2 separate regions of the Homo sapiens genome follow, and region 1 is linked to region 2. A link is a contact called in ENCODE Hi-C or POLR2A ChIA-PET data. All regions are on one chromosome and are shown on one strand. The core of a region is the stretch at or near the end of the contact, and the rest is flanking DNA. Distances in the headings are between cores, read along the strand shown. Region 1 overlaps CDC42EP1 (CDC42 effector protein 1). Region 2 overlaps TRIOBP (TRIO and F-actin binding protein).

Evidence for each region. Hi-C counts contacts between places; a loop is a spot of excess contacts on that map. ChIA-PET counts read pairs that join two places held with the same protein, here RNA polymerase II (POLR2A). Pooled maps may share reads with other maps.
Region 1: a pooled map shows a loop between it and region 2 (2.5-fold over the local background). The contact joins two enhancer-like sites. A Hi-C loop is called at or near these places in 1 of 50 pooled maps. POLR2A ChIA-PET finds 5 or more read pairs at or near these places in 4 of 52 experiments (AG04450, PC-9, Panc1 and 1 more).

What each region holds. Positions count from the first base shown.
Region 1 is chr22:37,562,078-37,568,874 of GRCh38, forward strand. CDC42EP1 (CDC42 effector protein 1) reads left to right here. Exons shown (of 3, transcript NM_152243.3): 2 at 3,995-4,735; 3 at 6,031-6,797. The coding sequence starts at 4,273. The coding sequence ends at 6,743. Among named protein-coding and RNA genes, the nearest start is that of CDC42EP1, 5.0 kb to the left of the region's middle. RefSeq lists enhancers at 1-253, 254-860, 1,388-1,888, 1,889-2,389, 5,747-6,398. Within about 2 kb of position 5,259, at least 29 of the 41 ENCODE cell types and tissues checked have a DNase peak (open chromatin) inside an H3K27ac peak, as active enhancers do; they include PC-9, where a contact is called at or near this core.
Region 2 is chr22:37,771,916-37,779,376 of GRCh38, forward strand. It overlaps TRIOBP (TRIO and F-actin binding protein), which reads left to right. Exons shown (of 24, transcript NM_001039141.3): 23 at 686-849; 24 at 1,868-4,641. The coding sequence ends at 847. Among named protein-coding and RNA genes, the nearest start is that of H1-0, 30 kb to the right of the region's middle. Within about 2 kb of position 5,301, at least 18 of the 41 ENCODE cell types and tissues checked have a DNase peak (open chromatin) inside an H3K27ac peak, as active enhancers do; they include PC-9, where a contact is called at or near this core.

The DNA.
Region 1 (6,797 bases), core at 4,009-6,508, 210 kb before region 2:
GCTGGGTCTCCTGTCTTCCCAGGCCTGCACCTGCACCCCACACCGGGCTCAGCACTGGGCATCCAAGCCCTCCAAATCGTCTTCCCCATTCCCCATCGTCTTCACCCCCACCCTGGGGCATTTACCAGCAATGTTGGTCTGTGACTGAGGGTAAATGTCTCCTTTCTGAGCTTCGTTTTTTCCATCTGTGAAAGGGGTGTTCTGAACACTAACGGGCGGTGTTCCTGAGCAGGTGAGGGGAGGTGAGCCTGGCACCAGGACACTTGGAGCCCTGCTTACTCCAGTGCCAGGTGAGGCACACCTGATGGCCAGCAGTGCCCTGTGGTTGGCAGCAAGTGCCACGTGGCTGCCACCGGGGTCCCTGGAATGAGAGATGTTAGTGTAAAGGTGTCAGATTTGAACCCATGGCTGCCCTGCTCCAGTATCTGAGGGTTTCATTACATTTTCTACCCTTGCAACTCCCCTGGGAGGGGAACTGCCTGGTGTGCTGTTCCGTTTTCCACATGGGAAGACCGGGTCCCAATACCCTGCCCTCAGCTCCACAGCGCTGCAGAGTCTCTCGACCGCAGTAGGCAGGGTAGTGTGAGGGGTGGGTACTATTGGGGGGGTGCCCAGAAACATTTGAAAGATGGGATCATCGCAAGATTGGGGAGGAAGCTGGTCCCCCAAGTCAAAAGTGACCATGGGGGTTCAGGGGGGAGGAGCCCCTTTTGCTGGGAGATGAGGTGCTGCCTCAAGAAGTCAGGGAGGCCAGGTGTGGTGGTTCACACTTGTAATCCCAGCACTTTGGGAGGCTGAGGCAGCAGGATGGCTTGAGTTCAGGAATTTGAGACCAACCTGGGCAATGGAGTGAGACCCTGTCCTTACAAAAAGTGGAAAAACTTAGCTGAGCATGGTGGTATGTGCCTGTAGTCCCAGCTACTCAGGAGGCTGAGGTGGGAGGATCGCTTGAGCCTGGGAGTTCGAGGCTGCAGTTAGCTGTGATGGAGCCACTGCACTCAGCCTGGGTGACAGAGTGAGACCCTGCCTCAAAAAAGAAAAAAAAAAAAGTCAGGGAGCTGGGGTGGGAGCAAGTGGGTAAGGCCACATGGCAGACCCTTCTACAGGACATTGTACAGAGGAACACCCTTCCCGCTCCCATTCCTTCCCCCAGAGATGCATCCTTAATCCCTGCTGAGCAGGGAAACTTGGCCCTGCCATGAACCTGTCACTTAACCTTGGACAGGTCTCCCTTCCCTCCGAACCTCAGTGCTGCCTGTCAAATAGGCCACGCTGCGGCTTTGCAGGGTTGTTGGAGAATCAGATGACATCATGTAATGGTTGGCCAACTGTGGATCGCTTCAGAACTTCAGCAAACATTCCACGAGGACTTCTCGGTGCCGGGGGTGCCAGGGAGGGAAGAAGATGATTCAGAAGTTCCCCCCCACGAGGGGGAGGAGTTAGGGTTGGGGGAGGATCAGATGGTGGGAAGGGAAGAGAATGTAGTCAGAAAACAAAGCAAGCTTTGTCCTATTGGCTTCTTTGTTCTTATCTTGTTATTTAACCTATTTTGAATTTCAAATAACATTAGAAGGGCAGTATTGAGATTTCTATGCTTGGAGGTGGCAGCAATGGTTTTAAAAAAGGAAGAAGGCTGAGCCGCAGACATAGGTGTTCTTAAGGATCATTATTGACTTTTATCAGCTGAGGTCCCAGGTCTGTGTAGGTAAGTGACTTGCCCAAGGTCACATTGTGAGGACACAGAGCCCAGCCTGCCCTCCCACTCTCAGAAGGGGCCAGGGTGATGTTTTGGCATGCAGGTTATCATGGAGATCTGTGATTCAGCTGGCATTGATTTGGCACTTGTTAAGTGCAGAGCCCAAGCTAGATGCCCAAGGGAGAAAGGCAGGAAAATCCAGGCGGCCTCCCCACCCTCCAAGTGCATTGCCGATCTCGGGAGGCGAGACTGGGCTCCACAAGCCAGTCAAGGGCTTATGTGAGTCAGAGGCTCTGAGTTCAAGTCTCAACTAGCTCTGTGGATCTGACCTCTAGCCAGCTTTGCCCTCAGTGGGCCACAGGAAAAGCATAGGATCACAGGTGCGCTCTAGCCTGGACTTTGTATGACACTAGAAGGAAAGGGGTCAGAACAAGAGATGCTTAGAGAAGCTGGAGCAGGGGAGGATGTGTGTGTGTGTATGGTGGGGGTGGGGAATCAGGAAGGAGAGATGCACAAGAAATAGCTTTTGGCACCAGCTGAGCTTTTTCCAAAGCTTGCTCCCTGACAGCAAGGCTCCTACGTCAGTTTGACAAACTGTGATAAAGTCTTTTCCTGCGGGCCTTCTCAGAGACTTGAATATGCTCACGCATGGAGGAGGCAGCTGGAAAAAGCCACTTTTGACCACAGGATCCTTATTCCAGGAAGCTCCTTGAAGGTGGATGGTTCAGAGGAACCTCTGCTCTGGCTGTTTACCCAGCTTCACAAAGCTTTGGTGAGGTGTCTGCTCCCTCCTGGCTTCGCTGCGTGGCAGAGATTTTAATGCACAGAGAAGGGAGGTGACTTACTCAGTTACTCAGCAGGAGGCAGTGTAGCCTGGGGCTCCAGGGCTCTGGGATGTGGGGCCTGTTTCACCATTTCTTACTACGTAGCCTCAGGCAAGTTACGTCACTTTGTGCCTCAGTTTCCCCTCTCTAATCTCATGCTGCCCTCAGGAGTAATGTTTTTGTTGTTGTTGTTGTTTGTGAGACGGAGTCTCGCTCTGTCGCACAGGCTGGAGTGCAGTGGCGCAATCTCGGCTCACTGCAACCTCTGCCTCCCGGGTTCAAGCAATTCTCCTGCCTCAGGCTCCTGAGTAGCTGGGATTACAGGCGCCCGCCACTACGCCCAGCTAATTTTTTGTATTTCTGGTAGAGACGGGGTTTCACCATGTTGGCCAGGCTGGTCTCTAATTCCTGACCTCGTGATCCACCCGCCTTGGCCTCCCAAAGTGCTGGGAATACAGGCGTGAGCCACCGCGCCCAGCCCCTCAGGAGTATTGTATGGGTTTAAACGATGAGGCGGGTGAGGTCTTGGCACTTAGTAAGTGCTTCATAAGTGGGCCCTGCAGAATAAGTGCTTTCTTTTTTTTTTCCTTTTTTTTTTTTTTTTTTTTGAGACAAGGTCTTGCTCTGTCTCCCAGACTGGAGTGCAGTGACACAATCATGGCTCATTGCAGCCTTGACCTCCTAGGCTCAAAGGATCCTCCCTTCTTAGCCTCCTGAGTAGCTAGGACCACAGGCATACACCACCACACCCAACTAATTTTTTTAAAATTTTTTTGTAAAAACCAGGTCTCATTATGTTGCTCAGACTTAGAATGAGTGAATGAGTGCTTCTATTTTTTCCTGATACATGGCTTAAGTGTATAGCTCAATGAATTATTTGTCCCCTATTCAGTCAGTACCTGCTCAGAGGCTGCCATCATTCTGATTGCTAATAGCATCAATTGGTTTTGCCTGTTACTGAACTTCCTTGTTTTTTTTTTTTTTTTTTTTTTTTTTTTTGAGACGGAATGTTGCTCTTGTTGCCGAGGCTGGAGTGCCGTGATGTGATCTTGGCTCACTGCAACCTCTGCCTCCAAGGTTCAAGTGATTCTCCTGCCACAGCTTCCTGGGTAGCTGGGATTACAGGTGCGCACCACCACGTCCGGCTAAGTTTTGTATTTTTAGTAGAGACGGGGTTTCTCTATGTTGGCCAGGCTGGTCTCGAACTCCTGACCTCAGGTGAGCCACCCACCTCAACCTCCCGAAGTGCTGGGATTACCAGCATGAGCCACCGCACCCGGCTGTGTTCTTGAACTTTCTATACACAGACTCACTTGGGTCCCCGTGTGCCTAGCTTCTGCCCCGCGTCAGTTGGAGGCCTCCATCCGTGTAGTTGGGTGTGATCATCTATCCTCTTCAGCTGCTAATGTTTGGACCCCGGATTTCCTCCTCTGTCGCGGGCCTGCCGTCACCGCCCATTCTGTCTTCCTTCCAGGTCTCCACCTCTGGGCAGGAGAGTTGCCGACCACCTCGGGGGTGCTTTCTCTGCGCTTGAACATCTATAGCTGCTTCTGAGGGGCTGGGAGCCGGGCCCCTGGGAGAGACGAGCCATGAACCCCCCACAGCCTCTGCATTTGGGGACCTCACCTTAGGAGAGTGCCATTTACAGCTTCCGCCAGGGCAAAGGAGCTGAGCAGCCATCCCAAGCCCAGCCCACCTCCCTCCCCCGGCCCCTGGTAGGCATGGACTAGCAGCTGTGAGCAGCCAGAGCTGATGCCCGGCCCCCAGGGGGGCAGAGGCGCCGCCACCATGAGCCTGGGCAAGCTCTCGCCTGTGGGCTGGGTGTCCAGTTCACAGGGAAAGAGGCGGCTGACTGCAGACATGATCAGCCACCCACTCGGGGACTTCCGCCACACCATGCATGTGGGCCGTGGCGGGGATGTCTTCGGGGACACGTCCTTCCTCAGCAACCACGGTGGCAGCTCCGGGAGCACCCATCGCTCACCCCGCAGCTTCCTGGCCAAGAAGCTGCAGCTGGTGCGGAGGGTGGGGGCGCCCCCCCGGAGGATGGCATCTCCCCCTGCACCCTCCCCGGCTCCACCGGCCATCTCCCCCATCATCAAGAACGCCATCTCCCTGCCCCAGCTCAACCAGGCCGCCTACGACAGCCTCGTGGTTGGCAAGCTCAGCTTCGACAGCAGCCCCACCAGCTCCACGGACGGCCACTCCAGCTACGGTGAGGGCCTGGGCCATCTTGGCCCACTTTTCAGAGGCTGAGGCTGAGGCCCAGAGGGGTTCAGTGGCTCCTCCAAGCTCCAAGTGAGCTCCAAGTGACCACAGAGGTCAGGCCCAGACCCCACATCATGGATGGGGAGGGGGTGCAGTGGTGGGAACAAGCTGACTCCCCAAAACACCTGAGGTTGAGAGTGAGGAGGTGGAGTTTGAATTCTAGCTGCCCCTCACTTGCTGTGTGACCTGGGCAAGCACATCCCCCTCTCTGGGCCTTAGCTGAACCAGTCACCCACCCATTCTTGCCCCCTTCAACCAAAGCCTTCCCCTCATGTCGGAATGATATCATGGAGAGGTGAAGGGCCTGGGCTCTAGATTCCAATCCAGTTCTGCCTGAATTTCAGGAAGTCAGTTGACCTCTATAAGTTCAAGTCCTCGCCTGGATAATGAGTCTCTCGGGGTCATTGCTAAGATTCAGTGCCAGGAGAGGCGCAGGGGGGCTGATACTTAGTAGGTGCTCAGGACACTGGAGCTGTTGTTATCTGAACTTGGTTTCCTGTAACTCGACAAATTTGGGAAACCACTCACAGGAACCGCAAGCCACAGGCCTTCCTGCCCAGCCAGAAGTGCCACCTTGGCCGTTCGGTCAGAGCTCACCTGAGAACCATGGGCCCCTGCTGCCACCTGGTGGCCACTCCCTGCCTTGCGGGAGTGGCTCTAACACCCCTGCCCCAGGCGGCTGCTCAGAACCGCACTGAGGACTGGTCCACAGAAACCCGATTCTGTCTCAGGTCTGTAGTCCTGGAAGCAGGGGCTGGACATGTCTGTCCTTCATTTCTATACAGTCAGACCCTGATTGCTGGTCCCATCCTGTGTCCACAAACCAGCTCACGTGCTATGGGTTCACCTGCAGCCATCGGCCAGCGTCATGGCAGGGAGCCGGTGGCCATGGCTGAGGTCACAGTTGGGACTGAGAGGAGATTTGAGCTCCAGACTTGATTCCACCTCGTCAGACTTCTATGGCCTTGGGCTAGCTCCTTCGCCCCATCCCAAACTGAGCCTCACTTTCCCCATCTGCATAATGGAAATGAGGATAATGATGATTTTCAGCTTTCGGGGTAGACAGGAAGATCACACAGGTGACCATGGAGTGTATTCTATTGGAAAGATGGGAGAAACCGAGGCCAGAGAGGGGAGGGACTAGCCAGAGGCCACACAGCAAGCCAGGACTGGTCCTGTCTCCCCTCCTGAATTCCTGGTGAGGGACCCCAGCTCTGAGCCCACTGCCCATTTCTCTTCTAGGCCTGGACTCTGGGTTCTGCACCATCTCCCGCCTGCCCCGCTCGGAAAAGCCGCATGACCGAGACCGGGATGGTTCCTTCCCCTCTGAGCCCGGGCTTCGCCGCTCTGACTCTCTCTTGTCCTTCCGCCTGGACCTCGACCTTGGGCCCTCACTCCTCAGCGAGCTGCTAGGGGTCATGAGCCTCCCAGAAGCCCCTGCAGCTGAGACTCCAGCCCCCGCTGCAAACCCCCCAGCCCCTACTGCAAACCCCACGGGTCCTGCTGCAAACCCCCCAGCCACTACTGCAAACCCCCCAGCGCCTGCTGCAAACCCCTCAGCACCTGCCGCAACCCCCACGGGTCCTGCTGCAAATCCCCCAGCCCCTGCCGCAAGCTCCACACCCCATGGACACTGTCCCAATGGGGTAACAGCTGGGTTGGGCCCAGTGGCTGAGGTGAAGTCCAGCCCAGTGGGAGGGGGTCCCCGAGGACCTGCTGGCCCTGCCCTCGGCAGGCACTGGGGAGCAGGCTGGGATGGCGGCCACCACTACCCAGAGATGGATGCGCGGCAGGAGCGGGTGGAGGTGCTGCCCCAAGCCCGGGCCTCCTGGGAGAGCCTGGACGAAGAGTGGAGGGCGCCCCAGGCAGGCAGCAGGACCCCAGTGCCCAGCACAGTGCAAGCAAACACCTTTGAATTTGCGGATGCTGAGGAGGATGATGAGGTCAAGGTGTGAGGGGCTGGGGCACGGTCCCAGGGCCCCACCTAGGTGCAGAGCCGGCCCCTCACC
Region 2 (7,461 bases), core at 4,051-6,550:
AAGGGGAAGTGACTTCCCCAAGGCTGTACTTGGCTTCTGTTTATTTAGCATTATTTAATTTATTGATTATTATTGAGCACCTACTATATCCTGGGCACTGTGCTAGGTGCTGGGAAGACAGATGTGAACAAAATAACCCCAAATCTCTGCTGTGGGGAGCTTGCACTCCAGTGAGAATAACCACGTTGCTAGGAGTTGGGTGGGTCAGGGTTCAGCCCAGGTCTGAGTCTGCAGCCCGCCTGGCCCACCCTTGGCTGCTATGTCACTGCCTGGTGCGCTCTGTCAGTTTGGGGCAGGAAGTGGACATGTTGGTGGCTCTGTAAGTGCACGTGAGCCAGACCGTGTTTACCGCACTTGAAGAACAGGTGGCGTGAACTCACAGGAAGGGCCCGAGCACCCAGCCAGGCTGACCTGGTTCTCATCCCAGCCACTCACTGCCCTGCGGTCTTGGTCAAAATCTTCTCCCCCGAAACAGGATGAGGATGACAATGACGCCTGTGTCCCTGGGTGGTACCAGGGAGGTGGGAGGGGTAAGCCCAGAACCCACGGCCATCTTGGGGAGCCACCTGGAGGGATGAAGCGAGGTATCTGCGGGGAGGTCTGGCTGCTGGTGCTGCCCATGTGCCCGGTTGGCAGGGCTGGAGGGAGAGACTTCATGCCCTCATACCTGCCTCCTGCCCCCCAGGACAAGCGCTTCACCTCGGGAAAGTACCAGGACGTCTATGTGGAGCTGAGCCACATCAAGACACGGTCTGAGCGGGAGATCGAGCAGCTGAAGGAGCACCTGCGTCTTGCCATGGCCGCCCTCCAGGAGAAGGAGTCGATGCGCAACAGCCTGGCTGAGTAGAGGTGGATGCCGAGGCGTGTGCCCTGCAGGGTGGGCAGGGGCTGAGGCTCTCCCACACCCGGGACTCCCTGGACCACCCCAGCCAGGCCACTTCCTTCTTCTGGCCTCCAATTCCCGTTCTGTAAAAAGGACAATGAAACCAGCAACACGGGGTTGTTGCAGAGATCCCATCAGACCCGGGCCACAGGCTGCTTCATCAGCTTAAGCCTGTTCCTCCAGAGCTGGGCGGCACAGTGCAGAGCCACAGCCTACTCAGTGCACCCCCCTTCTTGGGGCTGGAGGCAAATGCAGCGTGCACATCCCTGACCCCCACAGTGAATCTCCACTGAGCTTCACACACACACATCGCACGCTGAGGCCGGGCTTCTATCCCAGTTAGTCTTAACACTCCTTCTTGACTTAGCAGGGCTCAAAGTGGTTGGTTGGTTGGTTGGTTGGTTGGTTGGTTGGTTGGTTGGTTGGTTTTGGTTGCTTTGAGAAAGGTCTTACTCTGACACCCAGGCTGGAGTGCAGTGGTGCAATCACGGCTCACTGCAGCCTCAACCTCCTAGGCTCAAGGGATCCTCCCACCTCAGCCTTCTGAGTAGCTGGGACCACAGGCCCTCACCACCATGCCCAGATAATTTTTGCACTTTTTGTATAGGTGGGGTTTCGCCGTGATTTCCCAGGCTGGTCTCGAACTCCTGGGCTCAAGCAATACACCTGCCTCAGCCTCCCAAAATTCTGAGATTACAGGTGTGAGCCGCTGCACCTGGCCAAAGTGTTCTTATTTTTGCTTTTTCAACGCCACATCTACCTGGAGCATCCTCTTTCTGATAAGTCCTCATGGACTTCCTATGGCATGCAGGAGAGGCCACCCTATGGCTGAGCTGCTTGGGAAGGAGCCAGGAAGAGCGGATCTGGCTGTACCTTAGGGGCTGAGAGGTGGTGGAAGGACCCACTCAGCACCCTTGCTTGGCCTTGGGGTGGCCTCGCAGCCCCTCAGCCCAGGCCTCAGCCCTGCCGCACCTTGTCTTTCAGGTCCCGCCCAGCTGCAGACCCTCCAGGCTGGAGGACCAGCCGCCCTCCTTCCCTCCTGGATGGAAGTAAAAAGCCAAGCTTTCTCCCCACCCTCTGTGGGCCACACGTGCACTTGCACCCACCACACACACACACACACACACACACACACACACAGACACACAGACACATACGCACACACGTGCACACATGTACACACGGATACACACACACACACACACACTGCATATCTGAGCGCGCCCCTCGCACTGGGTCTCACCTTGCACCTTCTTCAGGATTTTATATGTGAAGAGATTTTTATATAGATTTTTTTCCTTTTTTTCCAAAACACTTTATACTTTAAAAAAAAAAAAAAAAAGCAATTCCTGGTGGCTGTGTGCCTCCAACCCTGGTCCCCCTCTGTCTCCAGCCACCCTCTGCTTGGGCTTCTGAGCTGGTGGCCCTGGCCCAGAGGTCTGGCGGAGGCCCAGGCAGCAGCCATGGCGGGGTGTCTCTACAGGGGAGAGGCGGGAGCCTGCCACCCTCTTCCTGCCCTACCTCCTACTAACACTTCCTGCCCCATTTGGACCCGTACCATGGGGCTCAGGACAGAGGGAGCTAGCAGCTGGCCTCCATGGCCCCACAGCCTCCTTCGAGGCTGTGCTGGGTGCAGAACCGCCAGAGCCACCCAAAAGGTGTTTCTCTTCTGCTCCCTGAACCTCTTAACTTAATAAAACGTTCCAGCAGCTCTGGTGTCCTAGATGGCTGGCAGAACAGGAATGGAGATTGGGGTTTCTTGAAGTGGCTTCCCCACTCACACCCTACCCACACCCCACCCTTCCTAAAGCAGCGGCCTCTAGGCTTCTGAGGGTGGGGCTGAAAATCCAAGGTCTCCCTTAGTACAGACTGTGACGCCCCCAGTGTGGCTTGCAGGCTAGTGGCAGCGGAAGCATGTGGGAAATAGCAAGTCCAGTCCCACCCCAACCTACTGAACCAGCGTCTGCATTTTAACAGGGTGCCCCAGTGATTCACGTGACCTTCAAAGTCTGAGGAGCCCTGGAGTAGGGCCCAGGGCCCAGGCCTGAGAGAGAGGCCTGGGGCTAAGACTAGCCCTGACCATGACCTTGGGCAAGTCACACCCCTCACTGAGCCTCAGTTTGCTTCTCCATCAAATGGGTGTTTTTCTTTCAGTCCCAGTCCTCTCCTGAGGCTTTTCCCAGAGGTCATGCCCAGCCCTGGGCAGGGGTGAGGGCAGGGTTGTGGCTGCCAGGCACAGGTCCAGCGGGCTGGGAGTCCTCACCATGGCTGGCTGTGCTGATTATGGTTGCATGGGGCTGGGAAGAGGTCCCATTTCTGAGCCACAGAAACAGGCCACATCCAGTAGGGGTCCTGGAAGGCTGTGAGAACCCAGAGGAGACCCTGACCCAGCCTGCAGGTAGAAGACTGCCTTTGGAGGCAGCTTTGAAAGATGACTCTTCCAGATGGAAGAATCAGGAAGGGCCTTCCCACGTGGAGGCACCAGCAGGAGCAAACGTCCCTGGTGTGTTCAGGCAAAGAGCCACAGGAGAGTGACCTCGTGGAGTGGGAAGAGATTGTTTCCCATTCCCTTGCCAGGGATTGGTTGAGGAATGGACAAGGCTTGCAGTTCACGCAAGCCAGTGAAATGCGAGGGGAAGTCTTGGGAGTGGGGTGGAGGAGGTCATCTGGGAAGGGTGTCCTTGGTCTTAAAAAGAGGCACAAGAGGCCGGGCGCGGTGGCTCTTGCCTATTATCCTAGCACTTTGGGAGGCCAAGGCAGGGGGATCACTTGAGGTCAGGAGTTCGAGACCAGCCTGGCCAACATGGTGAAACCCCGTCTCTACTAAAAATACAAAAAATTAGCCAGACGTGGTGCCAAGCACCTGTAATCCCAGCTACTCAGGAGGCTGAGGCAGGAGAATCACTTGAACCCAGGAGGCAGAAGTTGCAGTGAGCCAAGATCGCGCCACTGCACTCCAGCCTGTGTGACAAGGGCGAAACTCCATCTCAAAAAAAAAGGGGGAGGGTGGCGCAAGGAGAGGACACCTCTCTCCTGGCCCTGTCGCCATCTTCCCTCATCAATAGCTAAAAATGGCAAAGAAGAAAGAGCCAGGACCCCGTGCCATCAAATCCTCCGGCCTTGTGCTGCCCTGTCTCGGCACTGCTTGCCTTAGGAGATCAGGAGTGTTCCTAGCCACTGGGAGATGGGATGCCTGCCACTGGCAGCTCTGCCGTCCATCCTCACCATCCCACCGTCCCCCCAAGACAGCTCTCCATCCCATCCTCTGCCTCCCTTCTAGCCTCAACCTAACTCAGGGCTCCCCCGTCTCACACCTGGGTTGCAGGAACATCCTCTTCACCAACCCCCCTCCCATCCCTCCTCAGGGCTGCCTAGGGCAGCTACAAAAACCAGGCCAGCCTCTGAAAGGTGCTCCACATCTCATTAAAAACCGTGAAATCGCACTGCCCCACTATCAGAATAGCTCAGAGGAGAAGGTCTGCCAGTACCAAGTGCTGGTGGGGATACGGAGAAGAGCAGCTCCCAGGCGCTGCTGGTGCAAATGTGCTTTGTTGCACCCACGGCAGGAAACTGACCAGCTTCTCATCAAGTTAAATACGCATCTACCCTATGGCCTAGCATTTCCACTCTTGCTTACACATCCAGGAGAAATGAGTCCTTACATGCACAAAAGGATGAGTACCGTAATACTCACATCAGCAAATAAACAATACAGCTGTGTGTCAGTAGTAGAATGAATAAATTGTGGTCGATTCATACGTTAGAATACAGCAATTTAAAAACAACTGCTACACACAAAAATGTTGGTGAATCTTTCAGACACAATGTTGAGCAAAAATAGCCACAGAAGAGTGTAAGGCTGTACGATTTTATTTAGGTGAGGTTCAAGAACAGACAAAACACGGTGATAGTGGTCAGAAGAGCGGGTACCTCTGAGCTGAGGGCATTGACCAGCAGTGGGCAAAAGGGAACATTCTGATCCCAGAAATGTTCTATATCATGGTCTGGGTTGTGGTCACGTGGGTACATACAGATGTAAAAATTCACCATGCCGGCCAGGCATAATCCCAGCACTTTGGGAGGCCAAGGTAGGTGGATGACCTGAACTCAGGAGTTCCGAGACCAGCCTGGCCAACATGGCGAAACCCCGTCTCTACTAAAAATACAAATAATTAGCCGGGCTTGCTGGCGCATGCCTGTAATCCCAGCTACTCGGGAGGCTGAGGCAGGAAAATTGCTTGAACCCGGGAGGCGGAGGTTGTAGTGAGCCCAGATCGCGCCATTGCACTCCAGCCTGGATGACACAGCGAGACTTTGTTTAAAAAAAAAAAAAAATGCCACGCCTTGCACTTACGATTTGTTCATTTTTACTATGTGTGAATCACGTCTCAATGGTGCAGGGGGTGGGAAGAAGCCTGCTTTACAAAAGAATAAGCCAGGGTTCCAGCAGGCTCCCAGATGAGCCACCTGGGAAATGGCCCTGTCACCGCGGCCGCAGGGAATTTGACCAAAACCACGTGGTTTGGCTGCAAGTTCTGGTCAACTGCTTCAGGCAGCCAGGCATGTGCTCTGTAAAGAAAACAAACTGGTTTCAGATGAACCTGCCAGGTCAAACCCTACCTGCTGCCTCCAGCTGGCTAGGTGAGCCTTACTGAGTCACATCTCTCTCTGGGCTTTACTTCCTCTTCTGATAAATGGGAACAATAACGTCTACCCCAGAGGACTGTGTAGGTGTTAAATTACCAACTGTTTCAGTTATCTATTGCTGTGTCGCCAACAACCACATATGTAATGGCCTAGAATACCACTTTTTAAATATTCATGGTCCTGTGGGTTGACCTGGCTCAACCTCTTTGTGTCTTTTTTTGAGATAAAGTCCCGCTCTGCCGCCCAGGCTGGAGTGCAGTGGTGTGATCTCGGCTCACTGCAACCTCTGCCTCCTGGCTTCAAGTGATTTCCTGCCTCAGCCTCCCAAGTAGCTGGGATTACAGGTGCCCGCCACCACGCCCAGCTAATTATTTATGTTTTTAGTAGAAATGGGGTTTCACCACATTAGCCAGGCTGGTCTCAAACTCCTGACCTCAAGTAATCCACCCACCTTGGCCTCCCAAAGTGCTGGGATTACAGGCGTGAGCCACCGTGCCCGGCCTGGACATCTTTCTCCACATGGCCACTTCACGGGGCTAGCTTGGGCTCCTTACAGCATAGTGGACTTGGGACAATCTGACTTCCTACATTGTGGTTGACTTCCCCCTAGAAGAGGAGTTCTGGCCAGGTACAGTGGCTCACGACTGTATATCCAGCACTTCAGGAGCCCGAGGCAGGAGGATCACTTGAGGCCAAGAGTTAGTTCGAGACTAGCCTGGGCAACACAGCAAAACCTCGTATCTACAAGAAATTAAAAAAACAAAAAAACAATAGCCAAGCAGCCCGGGTGAGGTGGCTCACACCTGTAATCCCAGCACTTTGGGAGGCCGAGGCAGGCAGATCACCTGAGGTCAGGAGTTCGAGACCAACCTGATCAACATGGAGAAACCCCATCTCTACTAAAAATACAAAATTAACCAGGCATGGTGGCATGCACCTGTAATCCCAGCTACTCAGGAGGCTGAGGCAGGGAAATCACTTGAACCTGGGAGGCGGAGGTTGCAGTGAGCTGAGATTGCGCCACTGCACTCCAGCCTAGGGAACAGAGTGAGACTCCTTCTCAAAACAAAAGCCAGGCATGGTGATGCATGTGCCTGGAGTCCCAGCTACTTGGGAGGCTGAGGCAGGATGATTGCTTGAGCCCACGAGTTGGAGGTTGCAGTGAACTGTGATTGCTGCCACCGCACTCCAGCCTGGGCAACAGAGTGAGACCCATCTCTAAAAAAATAAAAACAATAAAAAGTAAAGGGAGCCTCAACAGCCCCAAGTGGAACCTACGAGCTTCTTATGAATTTGGCTTGGAGGTGCTGCAGCATCCCTTCCATCACTTTAGTCAAAAATGAGTCGCACAGCCAGCCCAGGTCCAATGGGAGAGGCGGCAGCAGGGCCTGAGCGCCGGAGGTGTGGTTCACTGGCAGCCATCTTTTTCCTCTGTTTCTGCTTCAGCTACACCCCAGCTCCTCTTTAGTCCCCTATGTGGAATTCTCATTTTCTTCCCAGCCCTCTGATGTGCTTCCCTGGAGTCTGTCCTCAGCAATCCTCTGTTCTCTCGTGAAGACTTATTTATTTACTTACTTAGAGACGGAGTCTCACTCTGTCTCCCAGTCTGGAATGCAATGGCACAATCGGCTCACTGCAACATCCACCACCCAGGTTCAAGGGATTCTCCTGCCTCAGCCTCCTGGGTAGCTGGGACTACAGGCAGCCGTCACCACACCTGGCTAATTGTTGTATTTTTAGTAGAGACAGGGTTTTACCATGTTGGCCAGGCTGGTCTCGAACTCCTGACCTCAAGTGATCCCCCTGCCTCGGCCTCCCAAAGTGCTGGGGTTACAGGCGTGAGCCACCATGCCCGGCCTCTTGTGAAAACTTGATCTCTCATCCTTGGCTTTTGTTACTGTCTGTGCTAACCATCCACATCTGTCTCCAGC